2 separate regions of the Homo sapiens genome follow, and region 2 is linked to region 1. Evidence: read pairs that join two places in POLR2A ChIA-PET (ENCODE). Cell type or tissue: OCI-LY7. All regions are shown on one strand. Links, peaks and the distances in the headings refer to the core of each region. The heading gives the core; the rest is flanking DNA. Region 1 overlaps ATF7-NPFF (ATF7-NPFF readthrough). Region 2 overlaps ATF7-NPFF (ATF7-NPFF readthrough).

Evidence for each region. Peaks named below come from ENCODE experiments on the same cell type or tissue, not always from the same donor. Only the 100,000 strongest peaks of a DNase experiment are listed, where the experiment ranks them.
Region 2: POLR2A ChIA-PET joins it to region 1 with 19 read pairs; 12 of 35 experiments call an interaction of 5 or more read pairs at or near these places.

What each region holds. Positions count from the first base shown.
Region 1 is chr12:53,537,065-53,545,394 of GRCh38, forward strand. It overlaps ATF7-NPFF (ATF7-NPFF readthrough), which reads right to left. Exons shown (of 15, transcript NR_159377.1): 4 at 6,266-6,384; 5 at 351-488. It overlaps ATF7 (activating transcription factor 7), which reads right to left. Exons shown (of 12, transcript NM_006856.3): 4 at 6,266-6,384; 5 at 351-488. LOC124902937 (a long non-coding RNA gene) reads left to right here. Exons shown (of 3, transcript XR_007063316.1): 2 at 1,142-1,276. Among named protein-coding and RNA genes, the nearest start is that of ATF7-AS1, 27 kb to the left of the region's middle. In OCI-LY7, for the core only: CTCF peaks have their summits at 6,565 (motif pointing right), 6,767 and 7,991 (motif pointing right); DNase peaks (open chromatin) are centred at 6,577 and 8,007.
Region 2 is chr12:53,614,400-53,622,729 of GRCh38, forward strand. The region is part of intron 1 of ATF7-NPFF (ATF7-NPFF readthrough); the gene reads right to left. All of the region lies in intron 1 of ATF7 (activating transcription factor 7), which reads right to left. Among named protein-coding and RNA genes, the nearest start is that of ATF7, 7.8 kb to the right of the region's middle. In OCI-LY7, for the core only: a CTCF peak has its summit at 5,369; DNase peaks (open chromatin) are centred at 4,122 and 4,942; H3K4me3 peaks cover 2,144 bases; H3K27ac peaks cover 3,634 bases.

The DNA of each region.
Region 1 (8,330 bases), core at 31-8,030:
TATAATACATACTTTTTTTTTTCTTGAGACAGTCTCACTCTGTTGCCCAGGCTGGGGTGCAGTGGAGCAATCACAGCTCACTGCAGCCTCGACCTCTAGGGCTTAAGTGATCCTCCACCTCATACTCTCAAGTAGCTGGAACTACAGGCATGCTCCACCACGCCCAGGTAATTTTTGTATTTTAAGTGGAGATGGGGTTTCTCCATGTTGCCCAGGCTGGTCTTGAATTTCTGGGCTCAAGTGATTCTCCCATCTTGGCCTCCTGAGTAGTTAGGACATACTATTTATATAATTAATGAATCAAAACTTTATCAATTAACATTTGAGATGATCCTTGGTAGAGAATTTACCTTCTCCTTCAGTGGTGGGGAACAGGGACTAGAGGCAGGGCTATCAGGTGGGGATGAGTCTACCTCCACTGGCTCTTCTTCTTTGATTTTGATGTCTGGTGTGGAAGGCAGAGACATGTCAAGGGGCCCAGCAGCAGCCTGTTGTGAAAGAAAAATGAACAGAGTTTAACCCTATGATTCCTTTCAGGTTGAATCTATATTTTCCCATTTCCAAGATAAGGGAATATGCTTCTAAGAAGTTCTGCTCTTATACAATGCACTGAACTGCATGTCAAATAAATGTGGGCCCCTTATGTTTGATTTGTTTTGTATTTTGAGGCGTAGTTTCAATCTTGTTGCCCAGGCTAGAGTGCAATGGTGTGATCTCGTCTCACTGCAACTTCCACCTCCCAAGTTCAAGAGATTCTCCCGCCTCAGCCTCCCAAGTAGCTGGGATTATAGGCATGTGCCACCACGCCCAGCTAATTTTTTATTTTTAATAGAGATGGGGTTTCTCCATGTTGGTCAGGCTGATCTCGAACTCCCGACCTCAGGTGATTCACCTGCCTCAGCCTCCCAAAGTGTTGGGATTACAGGAATGAGCCACTGCATCCGGCCAAGAAATATGGGCCCCTTATGTTTTATGTACAATTCTGGCCAAATCATTTTGTCGGTAATTCTCAGGGCTTCTGTTTCCCCAACTATAAGATGAAGATAATACCTGCTTCACCAATGGTAAACAAATATTTATAAAGACCTGAAAAAAAAGATGCCATTTAAATCCATGCAAATATTATGATAATATTTTTCAGGAAATCAAAATAATTCCTGAATCTGCTGGCCACTGGAGAGCTGTGAACACTTTCTCTGCCAACAAGGATTACCCAATTACCAAAAGCAAACAAAGACAAACTGGCTATTCAAGTACTGCAAACCAGATAGGAAAGGTATTTTCTGGGGAACTCACCATGCTTGATGGTGATCTCACCCCAAAATATGGTGCTGGATGTATCAGGTAGACAAGGGGTTTGGGGTAACAGAAAAGAAAGGCTGATCATCTGATTGGTGAAATAAATGACAACTTGGTCTTAGGAGCAAGACTGGAGAAAACCAGAAAGGAAAGAGAGCACTTTCCTGGCAGTGATGCAATCACCTCACAGAACTGTGGAGCTGTAAACGGCCTTGCAGGGAACAATAAACCATCTGAGATAATGGCCTTGACACTGAACCAGGATAGGAGGGTTGGCATTGCAGTTCAGTTTCATAACAAAGTGGATCCTTTGTTCTATCTATCCTGTATCCCAGGCTTCTTGGTGAAGCAACTGCTTGTTTCAAGATCTTCCCTTGCTACCCTAACCCTTAGAAACCTTCTTGATAGCTAGCTGAGTAAATTAAAGATAATGTGATATCTACTACATTAGAGAAGGTAGTAGTGGTTCATTTTCCCCAATCTGAGGAGGGTGAGCAACAGCAAAAGTAGCTTCATTTCTGCCTCATTTTTTCTACATAGCTAAGATGTCAGGTCCAATTTAGCTAATTCTGAGATCTCTTAAGTCAGAGACTAGTGGGAAGGAGAAGCCTCTAAGTAAATACAACCATAGATTTGAAATCCTCTAGGGCATCTCCTAGCAAAGCTGCGGTTCAGCAAAGTTCCACACTCATTAAACACTTCTGGAGACTCTTCCACTGAGCCTGTACTTCTCATTAAGGGGAAGTAAAGACCACTCCTGTACAGGCAGGAGGATACACCAAGGAATGCCCAGTGAGGAAAGGGCTGACTATAAACTAGTCTCCCAGAAGTGTCAACTGAGCTAAAATGGCAATGAAAAAGACTTGAAGCTTTTTATGGGAAGCTAATTTTCTTGAATTTGCCTATAATAAATTGGGTATAAAATCCCTCATAGGCCAAGTGTGGTGGCTCATGCCTGTAATCTCAACACTTTGGGAGGCCAAGGTGGGAGGATCACCTGAGGCCCGAAATTCTAGACCAGCCTGTGCAAATAGCAAAACCCTTTCTTGGACAGGTGTGGTGGCTCATGCCTGTAATCTCAGCACTTTGGGAATTCGAGGTGGGAGGATTGCTTGAGCCCAGGAGTTTGAGACCAGCCTGTGCAACATAGTGAGACCCTGTCTCTATGAAAATAAATTAGTCAGGCATGGTGGTACGCGCCTGTAGTCCCAGCTACTTGGGAGGCTGAGGTGGGAGAACTGGTTAAGCTCAGGAGGTGGAGGCTGCAGTGAGCCAAGATTCTACCAATGCACTCTAGCCTGGGAGACAGAGCAAGATCCTGTCAATGAATGAATGAATGAATGAATGAATGAATGAATGAATGAATGAAAAAAAATGACAAAAAGACTGTGGCTAGTTCTGCCATTTGAAAGCAGAACTACAAGACCAGGTGTGGTGGCTCACGCTTGTTATCTCAGCACTTTGGGAAGCTGAGGCTAGTGGATCTCTTGAGCCCTGGAGTTCAAGACCAGTGTGGGCAACATGGCAAAACCCCATCTCTAAAAATAAATGCAAAAATTAGCTGGGTGTGGTGGTGAGTGCCTGTAGTCCTAGTTACTCCAGGGACTGAGGCGGGAGGATCACTTGAGCCTGGGAGTTTGAGGTTGCAAGCACCATTGCACTCTAGCCTGGGCAGCAGAGTGAGGCTCTGTCTCAAAAAAAATACGAGGCCAGGCACAGTGGCTCATGCTTGTAATCCCAGCACTTTGGGAAGCTGAGGTGGGTGGATCATGAGGTCAAGAGTTCGAGACCAGCCAGGCCAACATGGTGAAACCCTGTCTCTACTAAAAATACAAAAATTAGCCAGGCATGGTGGCATGGACCTGTAGTCCCAGCTACTTGGGAGGCTGAGACAGGATAATCACTTGAACTCAGGAGGTGGAGGTTGCAGTGAGCCATCATGATCGCACCACTGCACTCCACCTGGATGACAGAGTGAGACTCCGTCTCAAAAAAAAAAAAAAAGAAAAAAAAGTAGAACTACAAATATGTGCTACTGAGTTTCCCTGCTTTATTAATTTATTTAAAGACAGGGTCTGGGCCAGGCGCGGTGGCTCACGCCTATAATCCCAGCACTTTGGGAGGCTGAGGTGGACAGATTGCTTGAGCTCAGGAGTTTGAGACCAGCCTGGGCAACATGGCAAAACCCTATCTCTACTAAAAATACAAAAAAATTAGCCAGGCGTCGTGGCATGCACCTGTAATCCCAGGTACTCGGGAGGCTGAGGCAGGAGAATCGCTTGAACCTGGGAGGTGGAGGTTGCAGTAAGCCGAGATTGCGCTACTGCACTCCAGCCAGGGTGACAGAGGGAGACTCTGTCTCAAAAAAATAATAATAATAAATAATAATAAAATAAAATAAATAAAGACAGGGTGTTGTTCCACTGCCCAGGCTGGAGTGCAGTGGTTCAATCATGGCTAACTGCAACCTTGACCTCCTAGGCTCAGCCTCCTAAGTAGCCAGGATCATAGGCGTGTGCTACCACACTCAGCTGATTTTTAAATTTTTTGTAGAGATAGGTCTCACCATGCTGCTCAGGCTGGTCTCGAGCTCCTGAGTTCCAGCAATCCTCCTGTGTGGCCTCCCTAAGCACTGGGATTACAGGTGTGAACCACCAGGCCTCGCGCAGCCCTCTTTCTGTTAGTTTAAGGGAGATAGCATAAAAAGAAACTCATAGAAATCTATGGAACTTGGAAATAACTCCAGTGATAAAGACACTATCTTGCTTTCTTACCACTTAAACTGGATGGAAAAGTCATGTATAACTATCTTGATTTACCTGCTATGTATGCCCTCTTAGAAGGAAAGAGCTCCCATGGAAATTTTTTCTTAAATATAGGGAAAAATAGAAGCGGTTCCAGCTATTCTATATTCTGATAGGATCCCATGCTTCACTATACCATGCAATTGTGAGGTTAATGTGTTTATATATATGTTTTGGGATACAGATGTTGGAATCTTTTATGATTCCAGAAAATCAGGAACACAGACTTGATTTTAAAAATAGTGACCAATAACCTAGAATTCTAATTCTAAAGTAAAATTTGATCTTTGCATTTTTCTTTTTCCCCCAAGCCCCTTATTCCATGGGAACTATCTTCCTTTGACTCTGCTTCTTCAAGTATTTCCTCTCGTCTTCCAAACTAAGGGATTATCTAGGGATCTGAACTATATAAAGGCTAAAATCAGAGAATCATAGCGCCTCAGGATTAGAAGGGATTCCAGCATTTTAATCCCCTCTACAATATCTCTACTAAGTGGTCTACATATAATTGAACATATTTTGTGACAGCTTCCACCCAGTGGTCCTACTTCTCCCTTTAGACCACATGGAATAAATGTAATCCCTCTTTTAATGAATACTCTTGAAGATCGCAATTTGTTCACACTAGATCTCTTTTCCAACCAAAATTTCCTCAATTTCTTTCTTGTTTTTGAGACAAAGTCTCACTCTGTCGCCCAGGCTGGAATGCAGTGGCATGATCTCAGCTCACTGCAACCTCTGCCTCCCGGGTTCAAGTGATTCTCCTGTCTCAGCCTCCTGAGTAGCTGGGATTACAGGCGTGCGCCGCCACGCCTGGCTAAGTTTTGTATTTTTAGTAGAGATGGGGTTTCGCCATGTTGGTCAGGCTGGTCTTGTGATCTGCTTGCCTTGGCCTCCCAAAGTGCTGGGATTACGGGTGTGAGCCACTGCGCCTGGCCTGTTTTTTTTTTTTTTTTTTTAAGAGATAGGGTCTCCGGGCCAGGCGTGGTGGTTTACGCCTGTAATCCCAGCCCTTTGGGAGGCCGAGGTGAGCAGATCACGAGGTCAGGAGATCGAGACCATCCTGGCTAACACGGTGAAACCCCGTCTCTACTAAACATAAAAAAAAAATTAGCCAGGTGTGGTGGTGGGCGCCTGTAGTTCCAGCTACTCGGAAAGCTGAGGCAGGAAAATGGCGTGAACCTGGGAGGCGGAGCTTGCAGTGAGCTGAGATCGTGCCACTGCACTCCAGCCTGGGCAACAGAGCAAGACTCTTGTCTCAAAAAAAAAAAAAGAGAGAGATAGGGTCTCACTCTGTCACCCAGGCTGGAGCACAGTGGTGCAATCATAGCTCACTGCAGCCTTGAACTCCTGGGTTCAAGCAATCTTCCTGCTTCAGCCTCCCGAGTAGCTAGGACTACAGGCATGCACCACCATGCCTGATCAATCTTTAAAACTGTTTTTGTAAACATGGAGGTCCTGCTATTGCCAAGGCTGGTCTTGAACTCCTGTAATCCTCCCACCTTGGCCTCCCAAAGTGCTGGGATTACAAGCATGAGCCAATGTGCTTGGCCACTTGATTTCTTTAAAAGTTCCCGAAGTGACATAGTTTATAGTTCTTTCACCGTCCTGGTTGATCTCCTTTGAAAGACAGTAGGAACATCCTTCTTTATCTTTAATGCTTTGAATAATAGTAGAAAGCTACTTAAAGGCAAAAACCACATATATTGAAACAAAGAAGAGTGGAAATTTGATAAATGTTTATTGACTTGCTGATTCAAAAAAACAGTGTAGCTGAGAAGTCTGATCAGCTCAGAAAAGAGTGGAATTTGGCAACAAATATGTTATCCAACAAAATCTGAGTAATTTATCACCTTTTAACATCTTCAACATATTTATAATATAAATATTTTTTAAAAAACCGATTATTAAACTAATACTCCCCTGGAAGAACAAGAGGACTAATTTTCGGTGACGACAGACTTGTGCTGATCCATCATCTGGAACTCCTAAAGACCTGAATGGCTGACTGGGATTAGTGACTACTATCTGGTTTTACTGGTTTTACTCTACTAAGCCCATGATTTTGTGTTTTAACCAATTAAGAAAATTATCCCAAAGCACAATAAAAATAGCCTAGGTCTGAATACCACCAGTTTTTTGGCAACAGTCCTGCTTCTTGCCTTTTTCTCATCCTCATCTGCAGCTTTCTTGAATTCATGTTCAAAGGAGCTAGCTAGTTCATTGAAGAGTCCCACCTCCTCACAGTTCTTCAGGAATCTAGTTGGAGTAGGCGTTTGATCTGTAGACATGAAAGAAAAGGAAACTGTTTTAGTTTTGATCTGAAATTAAAACTTGATATTAAATAGTATATAGAGAATGCATTTGTACTTTTTGATTTGGAGAGAGAGTCTTTGTGTTAGGGCAAATTTGCTTTAATGGAGCTCTAGTAGGCGAAGGCTGGTGTAGGCCACCAGAGGGTGTCTGTGTTGTGTTGCCTCAAAGCCAGCAGGGGGAAGACCGAACAGTATTTTGTTGTGTGACTATCCACGTACCCACTTTTCTCTCAGTGCTAGTTTTACCTCGTTTACCTCCAACCAAACCAAACCACCCACACAGGTGACACAGTTTTGTGAAACCTCTAGATTTGAAAACCAAGTATAGTTAAGCAATATTTTCTTTCGTAAATTTACTCCCTGCTAGGTCTGAAGTGAGCAGAAAAAGCAGATGGATGTTAAAATCTGATGAGAAGAAACTGAGGATCAGATGGTTGAGTTTGCTGACTAAAGCTACCGAGTAAGAAATAGTGCCTTGTCTTTCAGTGGTCACTGAGGTAATAATGGTCTGTTACCTTCTGAAGGATTCCAGGCAAATCTAGGGGCTGAGGAGTAAGACAGCAAGATCATGAGCTGGAAAAGGAAACTGTAAACAATAGACCTAATTTCACAGAGACCTAGGCCCAGAGCAAGTTCCTGAAACCAGGGTATTCGGATTTAGATTTGCCAGCCAAAATATGCCCACAGGGGCTGCACGAGTCTCTCCTCAACACAGTGCCTCTGCCCTTCTGAAGAGAAAGGCTCTTGGTAACCCATGGGAACTTTTTAAGCAACTTGAATTTTACATTCTCCCTCCCAATCCTGCTTTTTTAGACCTGAATCTTGTTCACAGATCCTAACTCTATTACGATGGGTTTCATTGGCATGCTACTTCAGGGATTCATCTCATACCCCAAACCGCTAGAATGAATGACAGAAATACAGAACAATGTTTAAATGATATTTTAAGGAGTGAGACCTGGGGTTAAGATCACCCCTTCTTGGCTGGGCGCAGTGGCTCATGCCTGTAATCCCAGCACGTTGGGAGGCTGAGATGGGTGTATCACTTGAGGTCAGAAGTTTGAGACCAGCCTGGCCAACATGGTGAAACTCCATCTCTACAAAAAAATACAAAAATTAGGTGGGCATAGTGGCAGGTGCCTGTAGTCCCAGCTACTCAGGAGGCTGAGGCAGGAGAATCTCTTGAACCCAGGAGGTGGAGGTTGCAGTAAGCCGAGATCACTGCCACTGCACTCCAGCCTGGGTGACAGAGTGAGACTCTGTCTCAAAAAAACAAACAAAAAAACCCAAAAACACCCCTTCTAGCCTGATCAATTGAAAATAGTCCAATGGGATTTTCCATGGAAACAGCACAATTTTTATAAAAAAATTTAAACAAAACCTCTTCTGAATCAGAGTGTTTGGAAAAGTTACCACTACTTCTCAAAAATAGTTTTAAAAGGTACTCTGGCAGCTTTGGTTGGCTAACGATAAAGCCACTTTCCCTCCATCCCTGGATGAGTAGAAGTAGTATCATCCTTTATGCTTAGAGAGTACTTTAGTAAGGGCATACCCAAAATCATAACTCAAGTGGAACAGGAGGGGGCAGCTAAGGGCATGGCTATGGCAGAGGAGGGACTTTCAGACCTTTGATATGAGGTTCAAACGAACTTCTCCTGCACCCTGCTGTTCAGGCTCATTTCTGGTTTTTTAAAGGCTCTCCTGTGTTAAACCTAATTCCTCACTTTGCAGGTGGCCTCTAACTTTCAAATGGCTCTGGTTTGTGAACAAACAGACTGCAAATATATCAGAGAACCCTGAACCTGCTCTAATGAATCCTAAAAAAATCAGTAAGTGTTTGTTTTGTTTTGTTTTGATACAGAGTTTCCCTCTTGTTGCTCAGGCTGGAGTGCAATGGCGCAATCTCAGCTCA
Region 2 (8,330 bases), core at 310-8,309, 78 kb after region 1:
TTTCAGATAAAGTATGATCCTCAAAACAATAAGCCAAAAGTAATCAACCCCAAAACACTGATCTTTTAAAATTACCTTTTAATTTAAAGGACCAATTTAAAATCTTAAACAGGCTGCAAAGAACAAAAAACCTGACAGGCTTTAATATTAAAGTATAAGATTGGTTCTGGATAGGAAATAGCTGCACTATCCCACAATGACAATCACTGAGACACTTAGAAGTTCTCAGGAAAAAATATTTATTTCCTAAGTCTGTCCACATATTTTCAACAGTGATCTATTTGGGGTTATTCCAATGCTCGCCAATTCACTCTCACCAGTCCTAAACATGTAAGTGTAAAGTATTACCAAACTACTATTGACCAAAACTTCAAAAAATAAGTTAAAGAAAATGGTGTTGGCTGGGCGTGGTGGCTCATGCCTGTAATCCCAGCACTTTGGGAGGCCAAGGCAGGCGGATCGCCTGAGGTCCGGAGTTCAAGACCAGCTTGGCCAGCATGGTGAAACCCTGTCTCTACTAAAAATACAAAATTAGCCAGGCATGGTGGCAGATGCCTATAATCTCAGCTACTCAGGAAGCTGAGGCAGGAGAATCACTTGAACCCAGGAGGCAGAGGTTGTGGTAAGCAGAAATCATGCCACTGCACTCTAGCCTGGGCAACACGGCAAGACGCCATCTCAAAAGAAAAGAAAAAAAAAAAGAGCTGGGTGCGGTGGCTCACGCCTGTAATCTCAACACTTTGGAAGACCGAGGCGGGCGGATCACAAGGTCAGGAGATTGAGACCATCCTGGCTAATATGGTGAAACCCCGTCTCTACTAAAAATACAAAAAAATTGGCCAGGCATGGTGGCGGGCGCCTGTAGTCCCAGCTACTCGGGAGGCTGAGGCAGAAGAATGGCATGAACCCGGGAGGCGAAGCTTGCAGTGAGCCGAGCTCGTGCCACTGCACTCCAGCCTGGGTGACAGAGCGAGACTCTGTCTCAAAAAAAAGAAAAGAAAAATAAAAAAGAAAATGCTGCTACAGGAGTCATGTTGGTACCAGAAATATGATGTTAAATAAAACCAACAAGGTGTTATTCAAGTTTGATAAAACTTAAATATTACTGGCAAGAAACTTGGTACCAACATGATTCATTTACAGTAATTACGTCACATTCAACAAATCATCCTGATTTTATAATATAGTTAGGGGCTGGATGCGATGGCTCACACCAGTAATCCCAACATTTTGGGAAGCTGAGGCAGAAGGATCCCTTGAGCCCAGGAGTTTTAGATCCCTGGGCAAGAGAGCAAAATCCTTTCTCTGCAAAATAATTAAAGATTGGCTGGATCGGAAGTGAGGGGGTGTGCGTCTGTAGTCCCAGCTACTTGGGAGGCTGAGGCAGGAGGACTGGAGGATCACTTGAGCTCAGGAGTTCAAGGCTGCCAGTGAGTTATGATCACGCCACTGCATTCCAGCCTGGGTGACAAACCCAGACCCATCTCTAAAAATAATGATAATAATAATGAGTCAGGCATATTCCTATTTCAAAAAGAATGGTTGTGCCCTATTTTTCAATCTGACAAAATGTTTTTTTCTTACTGCATGGTAATTTTAAGCCCTCCCCAAAAATTGACCGGTTTAGCACACAAACATTCCTCGTCTACTACAGCAAAAAGAAGCAATCTATCAGATCAGGAGAAAACAGTAAGGAATTCCACTCAAAGGAAGCAAGCTGGGTTTTGTGAGAAGGTGGGGCTGTGGCAAAACATGTGACCACAGATGTCCATGCCACAAGCTCATGAAATGACTTTCTAAGCTAAATCTTGGCTCCCGTTAGTTTACTTTTGGGTTTTTTTGAGCCAGGGTCTCACTCTGTTACCCAGGCTAGAGTGCAGTGGCGTGATGTCAGCTCACTGAAACCCCCGCCTCCCAGGCTCAAGTAATCCTCCCGCGTTGGCCTCCCAAGTAGCTAGGACTAAAGGCGTGCACCACCAAGCCCAGCTAATTTTAAAATTTTTTGTAGAGATGGGGTCTCCCTGTGTTGCTCAGGCTGGTCTCGAACTCCAAGCTCAAGCAATCTGCCCACCTCAGCCTCCCAAAGTGTTGGGATTACATGTGTGGGCCAACTCACCCAACCTACACTTTCATAGACTTTCATGATATTTATTAAGAAGAGATACAATATTGAAAAGAAAAAAAGAAACTTTATGCACATTCTGGTTTCAAATGTATGGGAACACTGAGGATTAAAATTGCCAAAAGATGAGAAAAGGCGTGGCCGGGTGCGGTGGCTCATTCCTGTAATCCCAGCACTTTGGAAGGCTGAGGCGGGTGGATTGCCTGAGCTCAGGAGTTCGAGACCAGCCTGGGCAACACAGTGAAACCCCATCTCTACTAAGATACCTAAAAAATTAGCCAGGTGTAGCAGCGTGTGCCTGTAATCCCAGCTACTCAGGAGGCTGAGGCAGGAGAACTGCTTGAACCTGGGAGGCGGAGATTGCAGTGAGCCGAGACCATGCCACTGTACTCCAGCCTAGGCAACAGAGAACGACTCTGTCTCCAAAAAAAAAAAAAAAAAGGTGAGAAAAAGCTAACAACCTGAAGTCAAGGGTTTGTAATGAGTTTTACTGTAAACTTATGTATTATTTCTTTCTTTGAGACAGGGTATCACTTTGTTGCCCAGGCTGGAGTGCAGTGCTGCAACCTGGGCTGGCTGCAAACTCTGCTTCCTGAGCTGAAGCAATCCTCCCGCTTCAGCCTCCCAAGTAGCTGGCGCTACAAACGCATGTCACCACACTCAGCTAATTTTTGTATTTTTTATAGAGACAGGGTTTTGTCATGTTGCCCAGGCTGGTCTCGAACTCCTGGGCCCAAGCCTCCCAAAGTGCTAGGATTATAGGTGTGAACTACTGTGCCCAACCAATGCTTATGTATTATGTCCTTCTTAAAACTACTATACTAGGCCAGGCACAGTGGCTCACACCTGTAATCCCAGCACTTGGGGAGGTCAAGGTGGGTGGATCATTTGAGGTCACGGGTGCGAGAGCAGCCTGGCCAACATGGTTGAAACCCCGTCTCTACTAAAAATACAAAAATTAGCCAAGCATAGTGGCAGGCAACTGTAATCCCAGCTACTCGGGAGGCTGAGGCAGAAGAATTGCTTGTAATCAGAAGCCGGAGGCTGCAGTGAGCCAAGATTGTGCCACTGCACTCCAGCCTGGGTGACAGAGCAAGACTATGTCTCAAAAAAAATTTTTTTAAATAATAATAAAAAAAAGACTACTATACTAACTCACCTTTGCTTTGGTTGGGAACCTTCGTTAAATGTTTGCCTACAAAATTTTAAAAGCTTATCTTTTTATACAAGTTTATCTTTTCATACAACCTTTCCTGAATTGTAACACTCATCCTTCATTTCCGAGGAAGTGATATAGCAAATACTTTCAAAATTGAATTGAATCTTGCCTCATTGTAAACAGGCAGTCAGTCCATTATACAGAAGACCAAAAAAAAAAAAAAAGTTTTTAAACAAAAGGACAAACAAGAGAAAGGAAGGAAACAAAATACTATGATTTAACAGGAACAAAACCCAACATTCTTTCAACACAAAGTGTCCACAAGGGAAATGTCGAAGAGAAAATGTCATGATAAAATATTTTTAAGATATAAAATGACTCCAATGCAAAATATTTGTTGTTGTTGATTTTTGTTTTGTTTTTAGCTCAAAGGAGTTATTATTTCTCGTCATTTATGTTCCTTACTTGTGTTTATCCATTCCCACTGGGTCGACAGAAACATTTCAATTTTATTTTCTTTACAGTCTATTTTTCTTCCTGATTCTTCAAGAGTAAGTTCCTTGATCTTAACTTCTATTTATGAAAGTTCTGGCCTGAAAAGAACCTTGAGGGGTTATCGAGTCCATCCTTCTGCTTTCCAGGAGAATTCATAACTAATGCTATCAGATGGATGAGAAGGTATCAAAAGAAAATGCATTGTTTCCCTGCCTAGTAGCATGCTAATTTAATATGCACATTCATTCACGATTTGCAATTTTTTAAAAACGAAAGTAAAAATTAAAATGCCAAAAGAGGAAGGTACTTAAAAAATGCATTTATCAGCTAAAATTGCTCAAACATAAATTCAACTGTCAGGTCTAAAATTAACAAGCAGGAAAAGTTGCTGCCTGCCAATGTAAAGTCTTTAGTCCCTAGAGATGTCTTCTGAAGTTGTATCTCATTTGTAGCACCCTTCACCTACAACACTTAGACCTGGCAAACTTAGACCATCCTTGCCAATAAACTACAATTATAAATGGCAATTGTGTGTGTGTGTGTGTGTTTATAGTTGGTATAGGTTTTTATTCCAAACAGAAAATGAAAAGTTAGGGTCGGACGCGATGGTTCTTGCCTGTAATCCCAGCACTTTGGGACGCTGAGGTAGGTGGATTGCCTGAGCTCAGGCGTTCGAGACCACCCTGAGCAACATGGTGAAACCCCATCTCTACTAAAACACAAAAAGTTAGCCGGGCGCAGTGGTGGGCACCTGTAGTCCCAGCTACTTGGGAGGCTGAGGCATGAGAATTGCTTGAACCTGGGAGGCAGAGGTTGCAGTGAGCCAAGACTGCACCACTGCACTCCAGCCTGGCTGACATAGCAAGACTCTGTCTCCAAAAAAAAAAAAAAAGAAGAAAATGAAAAGTTAGGTCTAAATTGGAGATGTCAACATTACAGGGAAACTACATAAAATTGTTTTCAGAGAGTAGTTTAATTCTTTCATTTCTAAGTTGAAATGTCCAGGGAATAAAGTTTTTTTCCTAAAAGAGTTTCCAAGGGCAGGTGGCTCACACTGTAAGCCCAGCACTTTGGGAGGCCCAGGTGGGCGCATCAACTGAGGCCAGGAGTTTGAGACCAGCCTGCAACATGGTGAAACCACGTCTCTACTAAAAATACAAAAATTAGCCAGGCGTGGTGGCATGTGCCTGCAGTCCCAGCTACTTGGGAGGCTGAGGGGGAGAACTCCTTGAACCCAGGAGGCAGAAGTTGCAGTGAGCTGAGATTACACCACTGCACTGCATCCTGGGAGACAGAGCGAGACTCCGTGTCAAAAAAAAAAAAAAAAAGAAAAAAAAAAGAAGAGTTTCCAAAACAAGCTGGGCATGGGGGCCCAGCCTGTAATTCCAGCACTTTGGGAGGCCAAAGCAGGCAGATCACCTGAACTTAGGAATTCAAGACCAGCCTAGGCAACATGGGAAACTCTGTCTCTACAAAAAATACAAAAATTAGATGGGCACGGTGGCGCACATCTGTAGTCCTAGCTACTCAGGAGGCGGAGGCAGGATAATCACTTGAGCCCAGGAGGCAGAGACTGCAGTGAGCCAAGATGGCGCCATTGCACTCCAGCCTGGGAGACAGAGGGAGACCCTGCCTCAGAAAAAAAAAAAAGTTTCCGAAACAGAATTTCATCTAATGTCAAAAAATCTGGCCAGGCACAGTAGCTCATGCGTGTAATCTCAGCACTTTGGGAGGCTAAGGCAGGAGGACTGTTTGAGCCCAGCAGTTCGAGACCAGCCTGGGAAACATGATGAGACCTCTACAAAAAATAAACAAAATTAGCCAGGCATGGTGGCATGAGCCTTTAGTCTCAGCTACTCAGGAGGCTGAGGTAGGAGGATGGCTTGAGCCTGGGAGACTGAAGCTGCAGTATGAGCCATGATTGTGCCACTGTACTCCAGTCTGGGCAACAGAGTAAGACCCTGTCTCAAAAAAAAACCATGGCCGAGCACGGTGGCTCACGCCTGTAATCCTAGCACTTTGGGAGGCCGAGGTAGGTGGATCACTTGAGGTCAGGAGTTCAAGACCAGCCTGGCCAACATGATGAAAACCCATATCTACTAAAAAAATACAAAAATTAGGCCGGGCGCGGTGGCTCACGCCTGTAATCCCAGCACTTTGGGAGGCCGAGGCGGGCGGATCACGAGGTCAGGAGATCGAGACCATCCTGGCTAAAACGGTGAAACCCCGTCTCTACTAAAAATACAAAAAATTAGCCGGGCGTAGTGGCGGGCGCCTGTAGTCCCAGCTACTTGGGAGGCTGAGGCAGGAGAATGGCGTGAACCCGGGAGGCGGAGCTTGCAGTGAGCCGAGATCCCGCCACTGCACTCCAGCCTGGGCGACAGAGCGAGACTCCGTCTCAAAAAAAAAAAAAAAAAAAAAAATACAAAAATTAGCCAGGTGTGGTGGCACATGCCTGTAATCCCAGCTACTTGGGAAGCTAAGGCCTGAGAATTGCTTGAACCTGGGCGGCAGAGGTTGCAGTAAGCCTGCCACTGCACTCTAGCCTGGGGAACACAGCGAGACTTCGTCTCAAAAAAAAAAAGAAAAAGAAAAAAACCACAACCAAAAGACAGTAACAAAATAACAACAAAAAATCCCTGCAACTATGAAGAAATATGGTTAATTTTCTATAATTATTTGAAAATGAAAAAAAAACAGGACTAGAAGTCTTGGAAATGGGAAAATTATAATTTTTTAAAATGTGGGGCAAGGGAGGTCGAGTACAGAAATCGTAGACTAGTGAAATATTATTTCTCAGAAAGATTCTAAATGAATTATTAAACAGATCACTTATGAACCACTGGCAAGTTATGCAGTGATCTATAAACAGTAGCATAAGATACCCAAACAGCAACTAATATGCAACTTCATTTTCTTTTTTGACAGGGTCACTAGCCTAGGAGTTCAGAGATGTCAGAGGCAGAATATACTGCATTTGGATTTCAACAAGATACCTCTTGCTATTTCATAGAAAATAAAGGTTAGATTATATAAAATGGCAGGTGGGATTCACAACTGAATTTTATCCAAAAGTTGACTAACAGGTTAATGTTAACATAATGATAGTCTACTCATGTTGTATAGCATTGTTCTACCCTTATACATGTTTACCAGTGACCTAAAACAAAAACACAGGTATCATGTTTATCAAATTTATCAATAATACAAACATATGAGAAATGGTCAAGAGGTGAAATGACATTATCAAGCTAAAACAACAAACCAAATTAACAAAATGATAATTACAGGGATAAATGTAAAGTTGTCAAAAAATCAACTACATGGCCGGCGCGGTGGCTCACGCCTGTAATCCTAGCACTTTGGGAGTTCAAGGTGGGTGGATCACTTAAAGTCAGGAGTTCGGGACCAGCCTAGCCAACATGGTGAAACCCCGTCTCTTCTAAAAATACAAAAAAAAAAAATTAGTTGGGTGTGGTGGTGCAGGCCTGTAATCCCAACTACTCTGGTGGCTGAGGCAGGAGAATCGCTTGAACCCGGGAGGCGGAGGTTGCAGTGAAACAAGATCGAGCCACTGTATTCCAGCCTGGGTGACAGAGCAAGACTCTGTCTCAAAAAAAAAAAAAAAAAAAAAATCAACTACACAAACTAATGTGATCTTAGGCTTTAAAAACAGAGGCATAGAGTGCAATAAAATAGAAGTTGTGATTCCCCCCGTAGTTTGTATTTATTAGATTATATCTGAGATGTTCAGACCTAGATGAGGAACCATAAACCACTCAGGTAACTAACTTGATGAAGAGCCTGATCTTTTATTTAAAATGTCACTTAAGAAATCGTACGGGCTGGGCTCAGTGGCTCATGCCTGTAATTCCAGCACTTTGGGAGGCCGAGGTAGGCGGATCACTTGAGGTCAAGAGTTCAAGACCAGCCTGGCCAAAATGGTGAAACCCCGTCTCTACTAAAAATACAAAAATTAGCTAGGCATGGATGGCGGGCACCTGTACTCCCAGCTACTCAGGAGGCTAAGGGACAAGAATCGCTTGAAACCGGAAGTTGGAGGTTGTAGTGAGCTGAGATCGCACCACTGCACTCCAGTCTGGGAAACACAGCAAGACTCCATCTCAAAAATAATAATAATAATAATAATAATAGAAATAGCTGGCCGGGCGTGGTGGCTCACACCTGTAATCCCAGCACTTTGAGAGGCCGAGGAGGGCAGATCACGTGGTCAGGATATTGAGACCATCCTGGCTAACACGGTGAAACTCCGTCTCTACTAAAAATACAAAAAATTAGTCAGGCATGGTGGCGGGCGCCTGCTAGTCCCAGCTACTCGGGAGGTTGAGGCAGGAGAATGGCGTGAACCTGGGAGGCGGGGCTTGCAGTGAGCTGAGATTGTGCCACTGCACTCCAGCCAGGGCAAAAGCGCGAGACTCTGCACTCCAGCCAGGGCAAAAGTGCGAAATTGCGTCTCAAAAAAAAAAAAAAAAATAGCTTAAAGAACTTGGGGTATTTACCCCAGAAGAGATGCCTCCTGTAATCCCAGCACTT